Linked DNA regions of Homo sapiens: regions 1 and 3 are each linked to region 2. A link is an interaction called in ENCODE POLR2A ChIA-PET data of the cell type or tissue named here. Cell type or tissue: Caco-2. All regions are shown on one strand. Region 1 has its middle 9.0 kb from the start of CIMAP1C. Region 2 overlaps PTPN9 (protein tyrosine phosphatase non-receptor type 9). Region 3 overlaps SIN3A (SIN3 transcription regulator family member A).

Region 1 (4,000 bases), 270 kb after region 2:
ACTGGCTGGGGTGGGGGCTGGTCTGTTGTTCCACTGTTGCTGGAGGGAACCCCAAGGCCAATCACCACTCAGGTTCCCAGGACCTGGGGGGATGGTGGCCCTGGGCCAGGAGCAGAAGAGGGGCCCTGCCTGCAGGGACACATGGACACACCATCTGGAGGCACACAGGTAGGGGCTGTGCACACACACGTCCCTTACCGCACACACGTGGGGCAAGACACACACACAAATGCACAGACCCACACCTTACTCTACACACACACACCTGGTACCACCACTGCCTTCAAACACCCTGCCCCATCCCTCTCTCCCAGGCATCTCATCTCATGCACAGATACGTGCCCACCCAGGCTCACTGGCGCCCCTCACTGCCCTGGAGTAGTAAATCCACAAACCATGAGATGTCCCGACATGCAGAGAGAGGTGGGATGGGTGATGGGAGGGAGGTCAGGAGAGTCCCTGCATTCCCCCAGGAGAGGGGACCGCTGGCTGCTCTCAGCCCGCCAGCCTGGGACCTGGCCTCTGGGCGCTGTGCACGTGGTCGTGAGAGGGCACCCCCATGAAGACAAGCCAGGTCCCCACTCCTGCTCCCAGCACTCACAGACACCCACTCTCGGGGCTGCTCAGGTACGGGAGGACTAAACAGGAGCTCCTGCCACCCGGCTCCTTTCGGGGTGTGGTGGGGGGCTGGTGGGAGGACACATCCCCCTGAGTCCGTGGCCCTGCTCACTGGTGGAGAGTTGCCCGCCCTCCCGTTCCTTCTGCTCCCTCTTCCTCTCCACGCCCACATCCTCCCAGCTGGCCTTTCTCTCCCCCAGATCCTCTCCCATGACCAGGTTTCCTCTCTCTCTCTCTCTCTCTCTCTCGCTCCCTGTGTCCCTGTGACCTACTTATGCTCTAGAATAATGATCGACATTTTCAATTACCCCCAAAGTAACAGCCGTTCTTGGGGCCTGGCGGAGGACGGCTGCATGGGCGTGGGCACGGGCGCTGGTTTGAGTGTGGGGCCTGCGGGTGGTGGGGGTGGGGACGCCCATGGTCCCACTGTCCTTTGTTTGCTTTTTCTCATCCGGAGCCTTCAATTTTTCCTGGAAGATTGGAAGCACGTTTCCCTTCAGGGGAGGAAGGGAGATAAAACAGAGAAATAAAAACTGTCATCATTCTCTTGTAAACAGCGTAGAGCCAAGTGGGGGCTCGGCAGGAGAGAGCGACATGAGGGAGAGGCCAGGACAGAGAAAGGGGGCCGAGAGGGATGGGGTGGGGAGGTGAGCAGGAGCCCCCCCTCAAGGCCGGGTGGGTGGGTGTCCTGCAGGAAAGACTGATGGGAGGGGAATGAGGCGAGGTGAGGCTGATCCAGGGCTGGGGCCAGGTTGGGGGGTTGCGGTTTGAGGAGACACAGTGTCTGCTGAGTGCCAGGCAGGCCCTGGGAGGCAGGCGCTATTCTCCGAATCCCACCCTGCGCCAGGCTCTGGGGGTGCTGAGGTGAGTGACAGACATGTCTTTGCACTCTTGGGGCATAAACTCTATTGGAAACAAAGCGGTGGCTTCATGTGTTCAGCACTTATATCAATTGAGGCTCAGAGAGGGTGGGTGACCTGCCCGATGACACACAGCTGGAGGTGAGGAGACCAGGATCCCAGCCAGGTCCGTGTGACCGCAGTCTCCTTTCACACCACCTCCGCTGTGGGCACACTTGGCTCTTGCGTGACCTTGAGCAAGTCCTCACCTCTTGGCCATCAGTTTCCCCATCTGAAAAGCAGCCAGCATGCTGGCTCTCTGCAGGGCTGAGGGGAGCATCAGATGTCTGGATGTGAAGGACGCTCAGCTCTGGCTCTCTGGCGAGTTGGCGGGGGGACGGAGGAGCAAAGACCACCGGATGCTGGGAGAGGGACTGGCCGGCAGGGAAAGGAGGCCGGACCGCAGATTTACTCCCTGCTGCTGCCCAGTGGCAATAATTGGGTACTGCAGAGGGTGGGTCTGGAGGACCTTCTTCAGCTTGCAACAAGGCCAGAGCAGAAAGGTGCCTCTAGGGAGTGTTGTCTAGTCCTCCCGGCCCCATTTTGCTGATGCCCAGAGAAAGGAGGGACTCCTCCTCAGGTCATCCAGGGCAGAAGCTTGGGCTAGGCTTTCAGGGTAGGGTGCTTCCCTCCATCCCTGTGGCAATCAAGAAGCCCCCAGTCAGCTTCAGAGCAAGAGAAACAGAGTTCTACATCCTCTGCTTGATGCCACCACCTCCAGGGAGACTTCCAGGGTCTCCTCCAGTAGGAAGTGGCCTCACTCCTGCCCTGCAGTCCCACACTCAAACTCTCCTTGCTCCTCCTGCCCCACCCAACCATGACTGTCCTCCTGCCCGCAGCAAATCAGGCAGCGGGGCCCCTTGAGACACGAGAGATGGTGGAGAACCATTGTTACCACTCAGGGAGCATGTGCCAGGGGCCCACTCTGTCCTGCGGCTCTACCTGCATCCTCTCACTTGAACCTCGTAAGAACCTTGGTAAGTTGGGGTTATTTTGATCCCCATTTTTCAGGTGAGGGAACGGGCACAGAGAGTTTATGACCTTTACACACAGAGTGGTGGGGCATGGACTCAAACCCAGGTCTGTCTGTTCTCTGGAGAGGCACCTGCATTTGGAGGTGAAAACTACCCCTGTGGCCATATGACAGTCCACTGTGACCGGACACTGAAATGACCAGTCCAGGGGGCTTGTGGGCTGGGGTCTCAGCTTCACCACTGTGCTGCTGGGTGACTTTGGGCAAGGCCCATTCCTCTCTGGACCCTGGTTTCTCATCTGTGTACTGTGTATGTGCATGCATGCATGTGTGTGTATATATGCGTGCGTGCGTGCGTGTGTGTGTTCTGGGCTACCTCAGAGATCCATTCTGGCTTTGAGTGTGGTATATCCCATCTTGGGCTGGTCCCAAGGCTTGGGCCCTGGGATGGAAAGGTTTTAAAGGTCATGGGGAGGGGGTGCAGATGGCAGTGTGGGAGGCAGAGCTCTGGCTAAGAGCTGGGCCCCTTGGGTGCACCTCCTGCTTGCGTGTCACTGTGTAGGGCTGGGGATCAAGGGGAGGCATGGACTGTGAGGGCACGAGGGATCCGGCTCTGGGACAGGTATGGGGTTGGCCCTAGGGCCTGGATGTGTCTCCCTCCACTGCCTGCCACAGAGGGAGTTTGTCTTACAGGAAACAGCCTCATCCATCAGCGGCAATGGGGGGCTGACAGTGGCCACTCCCCACCAGCCCTGGCTGGAGGCAGACTCATAAATCCCATGCCAGGCTGGGCTGTAAATTCCTGTGATTCACATCTGGCCTCTTGGAGGACAGAGACATTTGGGGCTGTGGGGCTGGCTGTTCTCTCTTGGACAGGACAGGTGGGTACCCGGGAGAAGCCTCTTCACTGGCCCAGCAGTCTCAGATGGCCCCCCTGAGGAGATGCGATGCTGAGCCCCTGGATGCCTCAGGCCCAGCCCGAGCCATCTCTGCCCACGCCCAGGCCACCTCTGCCTGGGCCATTCCTGTGCTCTGGCCCGAATCACCCTGGAGGTCACGTGTGTGGACACACTCTGTGGCCTCAGAGATCTCATGGGGCCTGTGGCCCTGTGGGTGGAGGATTACTCAGGTGCTGGGGCAAGAGACTGAAGGCACAAACTGTTTCAATATAATAAAGAAAATAATTAGAATAAGAATAGTCATAATACAAATTAGATATAGAGATGATCATAGACAATTACCAATCATTACTATAAACATTATTAATCATTAGCTTTTAATTACTAATATAACCTAGGAATAACCTGCGGGTATAGGGTCAGGTGCTGAAGGGACATTGTGAGAAGTGATGTAGAAGGCAAGAGGTGAGCCCTGTCATGCCCGCATAAGGTCCGCTTGAGGGCTCCTTGGTCAAGTGGTAACGCCAGTGTCTGGGAAGGCACCCGTTACTTAGCAGACCGCGAAAGGGAGTCTCCCTTTCCTTGGAGGAGTCAGGGAACACTCTGCTCCA
Region 2 (4,000 bases):
GAGGCAGGAAGGTCACCTGAGCCTGGGAGGTTGAGACTGCTGTTAGCTGTAATCACACCGCTGCACTTGAGCCTGGGAGACAGAGCAAGACCCTGTCTCAAACAACAACAACAACAAATTCTTGTAGAGTTTGTGAGTTAGGGATTATTATCCTTAGTTATAGATGAGCAAACTGAGGCTAACAGCAGTAGAGTGACTTGCTCAAGTCAAATAGCTTAAGGGAAGTCTGGGTCCAAAGTCTAAGCTTTGCCTCCACTCCCACACGCTGTCTTTGTGCACTCCGGCCAGTGACCCAGGTTGGGGCCTGGAGAAAAACAGCCTGACTCCCCTGTTGCTCCACACTCCTCACCTCCCTAACTTAAAGATCAGTTTATCCTCAGACAATTCTAAATGATTTCTGGCCGTTTCCAGAAAATTATCCAGAAAAGCAACATTTGTCTGATGCACATACATACATACATACACAGAAGACCTAAACTCGCAACACATAAACTCAAATCTATCACACCTCCTGACACCCTCAATCTCACAGGTGTCTCACATACACCCTCTCTCTTTCACAAAAAGGACTCATTCAAAGTTCTTTAGGGCACTTATGGTAGGTGGTGACTGAGAGACATTTAGGGCCTGCACTTCAGTGACTCTGCCAAGGATATCAGTGCCAGCACCCTATCCACACAAGCTCTGAGGGCTAAGACTCTCAGTAATATCCAGGTAAGGAGGATATGAGGCTGGCTCCCCAGGGACCCACAACCCAAAGCATCTTCTAGGTTCAAGGCAAGATGATTTTGGCAAATCATTTATCTTTTCAGTTTCTTTATCTGTAATCTAAGAATCAGAATACCTACTTCGGTGGGAAGATGTGAGATTTAAAATTAAGTATGCCTGCCGGGCGTGGTGGCTCACGCCTGTAATCCCAACACTTTGGATCACGAAGTCAGATCAAGACTATCCTGGCTAACACAGTGAAACCCCGTCTCTACTAAAAATACAAAAAAATTAGCCGGGCATGGTGGCACGCGCCTGTAGTCCCAGCTACTTGGGAGGCTGAGGCAGGAGAATCACTTGAGCCGGGGAGCCGGAGGTTGCAGTGATCCGAGATCATGCCACTGCACTCCAGCCTGGGCGACAGAGACTCTGTCTCAAAAAAAAAAAAAAAAAATTAAGTATCCCTAGCATTCAGTCAAGAGTTCTCATATCTTTTTCCCCTCCTTTATCTCATCCCTACCTCCCTCTTCTCCTGGCCATTCAAATGCAAAGTCCGATTGAGCAATGAGCCCTGGAGCAGGCCTAGAGGGCCAAATAATCCCATGATGTGAAGAAACTCCATTTCTCTTGCAACCAGGTTTAGATGGTATATATTCCGTAATTTCTGATTTCTGGGTGGCCTTGGAGGCTCGGAATTTTTTTTTTTTCTTTGAGACGGAGTCTCGCTCTGTCATCCAGGCTGGAGTGCAGTGGCGCGATCTCAGCTCACTGCAAGCTCAGCTTCCCGGTTTCACGCCATTCTCCTGGGAGGCTCGGAATGTTTGAAGGAATTTTTATGACTGCTACTCACTGCCTTGAAATGTTTCCCCTGGCTGAGCATTAGTTTACCCTTCTGGGTCACTCAGCATGTTCCTCAGTTTACCTGGCTTTATGTTTTCAAAGTGTTTCCTTCTCTTTACCAGTTGTTTGGTGGCTTTTTTTTTTTTTTTTTTGAGACAGAGTTTCGCTCTTCTTGCCCAGGCTGGAGTGCAATGGCGCGATCTCCGCTCACCGAAACCTCCGTCTCCTGGGTTCAAGCGATTCTTCTGCCTCAACCTCCCCAGTAGCTAGGATTACAGGCTTGCGCCACCATACCCGGCTAATTTTGTATTTTTAGGAGAGATGGGGTTTCTCTGTGTTGGTCAGGCTGGTCTCAAACTCCCGACCTCAAGTGATCCACCCGCCTTGGCCTCCCAAGGTGCTGGGATTACAGGTGTGAGCCACTGCGCCTGGCCTGACGTTTTTTTTTTTTTTTTTAAAGCAACGAGTTCCTTTGTTACTGCTTTTTAAAAATAGAATAGCTTGCCATTTGAGAATTTATTATTTTTATTTATTTTTTTAGAGACGGGGTTTTGCCATGTTGCTCAGGTTGGTCTGAAACTCCTGGCCTCAAGTGATCCTCCCACCTTAGCCCCCCAAAGCACTGGGATTACAGGCCTGAGCCACTGCACCCAGCAAGGTCCTTTGTTCAAAGAAAATCTTATTCAGAAGCCTAATGTGTAAGAGATCAAGGTGGGCCTTGTTTTGGTTTAAGTGAGGACAGCCTGGGCACTGCAGTCTATTCCTTCACATCTCTCTCATGCAGCCTCCCTAACAGCCACATAGTCCCTTCGAAGACTTCTAATGAACCCACATTTCAGATCTTGTTCATTCGTCCCAGCCACTACCTACCTCTCAGCAGCCTGTGACAAAGCAGCCTGGCTTTGTGCTCAGTTACCTCTGCCTGTTCATTAGTATCCTTCAGCAGCTTTTCTTCCTCCGCCCATTACCTAAATGTTGGTGACATCCAAACGTATCTCCTCTCTTGCCTTCCTCATTCTCACTTCAAGGCTCATTGCTTCTGTCTAACTAAGTCCTAAACTGACATCTCCAGACCAGTATCTGCCCTGCACATCAGACTCCAGACTTCCACTGGATGCTGGCCACAGAAAATTTTTTATTAAAAATACATTTTTTCACAGAAGAAAATTCATTAAAAGTCAAGAAAGAGCCCCCAGATGAAATGGCTGACCTTTACTCAGGTGCACATCTGGCCAGTCTTGAGGCTTTAAGACAAACTACGCAGCAGCATTAGAGAAGTAGTAGATTATAATGTGCGGGGAGGGGAGACGGACGTGAGCCTGGAGTCTGAGAGGGGCACTGTACCGTTTTTTCCAACACCCCCAGCTAGGATTCTAGTGGAGTTAGCTATGTCCACCATGGCCTTAGCCTGAAAAATATGGGCATTTAAGACTTCAGCAGGCCACATTTAGCTCAAACAGGAGGATTTTATGACAGCCAAGGTAAAGAAGGGAGATTTAAACATTGTAACAGGTTTCAAGGTGCTAGATTTTTTTTCCCCCAAGAAAACATCTCCAAGTAAAAGTGATATATTTCTATTTGTGGAGAAGATCCTAGTCTTCTCTGTAGTCAATTATGAACAGTGCAGTCTAGAACACTTGATATTCACAAGTGTTGTGTAAAGGTAACTATAGGGCGGATACCTCCTAAGAGAAAAAGATGGTTCCCAGGCTGATGGGCATTTCCATTCCTGCCCTTGGTAGGCTCACAGTGGTTTGTGGGAGTAACCAAGGCCAGAGAGAAATCTAAGGACTAGGTTGGGAGCTATAGGACCCTTGGTCTGTTCATGCTTTGCCTCTGAGAAACCCTGTAGACCCCACATTAAGAAACAGGGAAACTTTAAAGGCCTATAGGCTGGTCTTGGAGATGACAGAGACCTGACCTGCTTTTCCTCCAATTGGAAGGCCAAGGGGGAAGAGAACTGAGGGAAGCTAGGGAAGTAGCAGCAGCTTGAAAGAAGAGACTCTGAAAACACACTAAAACTGGAGAGGCTGGGTGTGGTGGCCCATGCCTGTAATCCTCTCACTTTGGGAGGCCGAGGCAGGAGGATTGCTTGAGGCTGGAGTTCGAGACCAGCCTGGGCAACATAGTGAGATCCTGTCTCTAGAGAGAGAGAGAGAAAAAAAAAAAAAGCTGGGTTCCTGCTTGAGCCCAGTTGTTGAGACTGCAGTGAGCCATGATCATGCCACTCCCCTCTAACCTAGGCAACAGAGTGAGACTCTGTCTCTGAAAGTAAAAAAAATGAAAAGTGGGGAGTGCTAGTGGGAGCCAACTCAACCCAAGTAAAGGCCTAATAGCTCCTCTATGGGTGTTTGCACTGTCTAACAAAGAACTGGACCCTGACAGTCAGAGGACCCATGGTAGGATCATCTAGTGTAGCCCCTTCTTTTACAGAGGGAACCTAGGACTTGGG
Region 3 (4,000 bases), 73 kb before region 2:
GCCTGGGCAATAGAGTGAGACCCTGGGTTGGAAAAAAAAAAAAAAAAAAAGTCACTGTTTTGGGGTTTTCTGGATGAAACCTGTTTCCATTAAAAAAAAAAAAAAAAAGCGGGGGGTGGGTGGAGATAGTATTTATTACTGATTCAAAATCATAACCAGATACAGTAAATAATTGTAACTATTGTTTCGAAAACCAACCTCAGAATTATTAAAAGTTAGTTTTATTGGATTTTTTTTTTAAGCTGTGCTGGTGGTATGAAAGACTTCGTTCCTAGCTGAAGCAGCAGCAAGCCTGTAATCAGCAACATAAGCACAGGGTAACTGGAGTCTGTATTTTATATAAATTTCAGGGAAGTTAAGGAAGATTAGTCTGAAAAAGTATGACTATGGGTGACTATGTATCCATCTAATGATTTCTGCCAGTTACCATCCAGACCTCTTATGGGAAGGCCTAACAACTTCTTCAACTTATTGGAAACAACTATCTGACAACTTTCCCCCAGATGTTAAGGTTCATTTATATGAAGGGCTCTTCCTCAATCCTGTGTAGATACTGTGGGAGGAGTACAGAGGCATGCACCCTTCCAAAACCAAGGCAAAAGCATGGGTACTTTGCAAAGAATTCAATATTTTAGCCCAAGAGAACATTAAGCAACAAGCTCTTTCCTTCTACAGTGGCAGTGTGGATTCTAGAATTAGAAATTGCTTTTTACAAGTTTTCACTTAAGTACTTCACCGCCTTTCTGCTGAGCTATTCTATGGAAGAGGGCTGTAGGTAGCCACGGTACCCAGGTGGAACAGCATGATCCTAAAGCCCTACTTCCACAAGGAATCGCAGTGGCCCATGGCCACGTGGTTCAACCAGCCAGCCCAGAAGATCTGCAGATGCAAGCAAAAGTATACCACATTGACCTGCACCCTGCATCTGGACCCATCTGACCCATGGTAAGCTGCCCCACAGTGAGGTACCACACCAAAGTACAAGCTGGCAGGGGCTTCAGCTTAGAAGAGTTAAGGGTGACCAGCATCCACAAGAGGGTGGCATTAGTACACCATGTCCCTGTGGGCCAATGTTCAGCACCTGAAGGAGTTAAGACTCCAAGCTCAACCTCTTCTCCAGGAAGCTCTTAGCCCCCAAGAAGGGAGACAGTTCTGAAAAACTCAAATCAGCCACCCAGCTGACAGGACCAATAATGCCCATATAGTACGTCTATAAGAAGGAGAAAGCTGGAATCATCACTAAGAACTTTAAGGTATTTGCCAGTCTTCACACAGCCCACATCAATTTTCAGCTCTTTGGCATATGGGCAAAAAGGGCCAAGGGAGCCACAGAACAGGATGCTGAAAAGGAAAAATGAAGCCCTGCTGGGGACTTGCAGTCAATCAGCAGTAGAGCTGGGTCTCCAGAAAAAGAAAAAAGCAGTTAACCAACAATCTCTCTGGGAGTTCAGAACTCAAGTCCAAGAAGTAGAAATGTGACTATCTGTTACAAGCTATTTTTTATATCATTGTTGTAAAGAACAACATGTTTACAAGTTCCCAGGGTGCCACAGGAAGAACACACAAAACCAACCAGAAACCTAACTTAGAGGGAACCGCAGATGAGTGAGGTGGGCAGAGTATTATAAAAGATGTTATGTGAACCCTTTCTTATAAAAAGAATTTCAAATATTAAACAATGCAAGTACATAAGAGTTACCAACACCTTGACCAGGCGCAGTGGCTCGTGTCTATAATCCCAGCGCTTTAAGAGGCCAAGACAGGAGGATCACTTGAGACCAGAAGTTCAAGACCAGCCTGGGCAAAACAGTGACACCCTGTCTCTATTTAAGGAAAAAAAAAAAAAACTTACCAACACCTATGGAAGACGCAATGTTCCACACTGTGTGCTTACCCATGGCAGACAAGGTAAGAGATAGACAAGTTGTGCAGGAAGCTGGGGTCAGGACCACTGCACTCTACAGGTGGCCAGCAAGAAAGGATATGGGGTAGGCAGGCTCATACACTGCAACTTTGTTAACATGAGAAATCAGGCATCACATTAACCTCCCCTCCTCTCTTCAGAACCCTACGTTCATAAACACTGTTATATGAAAAAGTTGCCTTTCCTTTTCCTTGCGTGGCCCATCTCTAGGTAAGGATTTCTTCCCTTACTCACCCTAGCCTCCTCCATGCCCTCACCTGTCTGACAATGCTCTGGATCAGTTTGTCCATGGTAAAGGCAATGTAGGCATGAATGGTGAACATCTCTCTCAGTGAATCTTCATACTGTGATGAGTCTATGTTGCCATCCAGCAGGCTCCGCACCATGTCCAGGAAAGCTGGGTAATAATCTTCTACATCAACATCCACTGTGGGAGAGATGGGATTGGTGAGGCCTTACCTTGCTAAGAAAAGACTAGGGATAGAGTACAGGGCAAATCCCACAGCTGGCCTAAATGGCATTTGAAAGTATGAACACTAGGTATTCAAAATATACTCACTCATTCCAATGTAAACAGAGATGAATTCCGACAGGTGACTACAATCACCAGCACTATCAGAGTGACTCTGCAACTTTAACAGTGGCTTCTAATATTCTGACTACCATGCTAGAAAGATACTTCTTTATGGTACTGCTGGGCCACTTTCAGAGAGGAAAATATCCTAGGGAAGCCAGTCCTTCAAAGAGCTGTTGGCTCCCCTGCTGAGAGAGGAACCTACTCTCCCAGCCTGCACAAGAGCATTCCTCACATGGGTCACTTGCTCATAAAGCTATTTCAATGAAGCATAAAGTACAGATGAGGAAAGGCAGACACAGCCATACTCCAGCACTGGGAAACCTCTTGGGAACACAAAAATAGGAGTGCAAATTAAATCCTTTATGAATAATGAAGTAATCTGCATTTGTCAAAGTCCTTTTGTTTAAAAATGGATTCGCTACGTTGTATTTCACAAATTGCATTAAATCATCTGTAGTTGCTGCACATGAATCATTTCAATCACTAGCTAGAATAAATCTCATCAGTTGTTAAAGACATTTGGCAACTAGCAGAGGGCACAAGGAGTATTAAAGAGTGCTGCCTTTAGCTTACTAAAGACCCATTTATATAAAGTTCAAAAATAGACAAATCTAATCTCTAGTGTTAGAAATCAACAAAGTGGAAAAAGGACTGGTTATCAGAGTACTGGTTATGTTTCGTTTCTTGAACATAGGTACGTCTAGTCTGTAAAAATTCACTGAGCTGCACAATTCTGATTTGTATACTTTTCTATATATACATGCCGTACCTTATATGTATTTTTTTGTAGAGATGGGGTCTCACTTATTAACCAGGCTGGTCTCAAACTCCTGGCCTCAAGTGATCCTCCCACATCGGCCTCCCAAAGTGCTGGGATTACAGGTGTAAGCCACTGCACCCGGCCTATACATTGCACTTCAACAAAAAGTTGACTAAAATGAAAAAAGTTACAAAACGAACTATTTGTCACTGACTAATTGGTTACTTGCTAGTTGTGTTTGTGCTGGAGAAAAAAGGCTAGGAGCAAAACCAAGTTGTCTCCATTTATCTGAAGTCTGACGAATTCATTAAAAAACAGGCAAAACAGGACAAATACTGTTTAAAAGAGGCAACTGGCTTGAGTTTCATCACAGACTATCACATTCTTTAGCTCCATAGAATAGGTATAGGCTATAGACTCCAAAATATACCACTGCTATGAAAACTGCTTTTATGCCAGAATAAAGTTTTGAGTCCAAACCACAGATTTGTCCAAACAAGCTGTGGTAAGTGTGAGGGTTGGCATTATCAGACAAGACAACATTATGTAAGCCTCAAACCAGGTTAAGTCAGTGGCCAAGCCAGGAATAGGCCATTTAATTTCTAATTTCTACCCAAGTAGATGGAATCACCACAATGAGATCTAAAATTTATCTCTTTCGAGCTAGGACTAGTCTAGATAAAAGCTTTCAGAATTATTTTTCAGTGTCATTAGCTCCTCAACAGATAGAAAGCTAGGG

The links. ChIA-PET counts read pairs that join two places held together with the same protein. Peaks named below come from ENCODE experiments on the same cell type or tissue, not always from the same donor. Only the 100,000 strongest peaks of a DNase experiment are listed, where the experiment ranks them.
Region 1: POLR2A ChIA-PET joins it to region 2 with 7 read pairs; 5 of 35 experiments call an interaction of 5 or more read pairs at or near these places.
Region 3: POLR2A ChIA-PET joins it to region 2 with 6 read pairs; 16 of 35 experiments call an interaction of 5 or more read pairs at or near these places.

Annotation. Positions count from the first base shown.
Region 1 is chr15:75,731,041-75,735,040 of GRCh38, forward strand. It overlaps the pseudogene DNM1P35. Among named protein-coding and RNA genes, the nearest start is that of CIMAP1C, 9.0 kb to the left of the region's middle. RefSeq lists an enhancer at 291-1,222. In Caco-2, a CTCF peak has its summit at 1,967; a DNase peak (open chromatin) is centred at 1,961.
Region 2 is chr15:75,460,588-75,464,587 of GRCh38, forward strand. It overlaps PTPN9 (protein tyrosine phosphatase non-receptor type 9), which reads right to left. Exons shown (of 13, transcript NM_002833.4): 13 at 2,664-4,000. Among named protein-coding and RNA genes, the nearest start is that of SIN3A, 11 kb to the left of the region's middle. RefSeq lists an enhancer at 101-395. In Caco-2, no CTCF peak of the experiment used is centred here; DNase peaks (open chromatin) are centred at 274, 1,284 and 1,514.
Region 3 is chr15:75,387,471-75,391,470 of GRCh38, forward strand. It overlaps SIN3A (SIN3 transcription regulator family member A), which reads right to left. Exons shown (of 21, transcript NM_001145358.2): 16 at 2,182-2,351. It also overlaps the pseudogene RPL13P4. Among named protein-coding and RNA genes, the nearest start is that of MAN2C1, 21 kb to the left of the region's middle. In Caco-2, no CTCF peak of the experiment used is centred here; no DNase peak of the experiment used is centred here.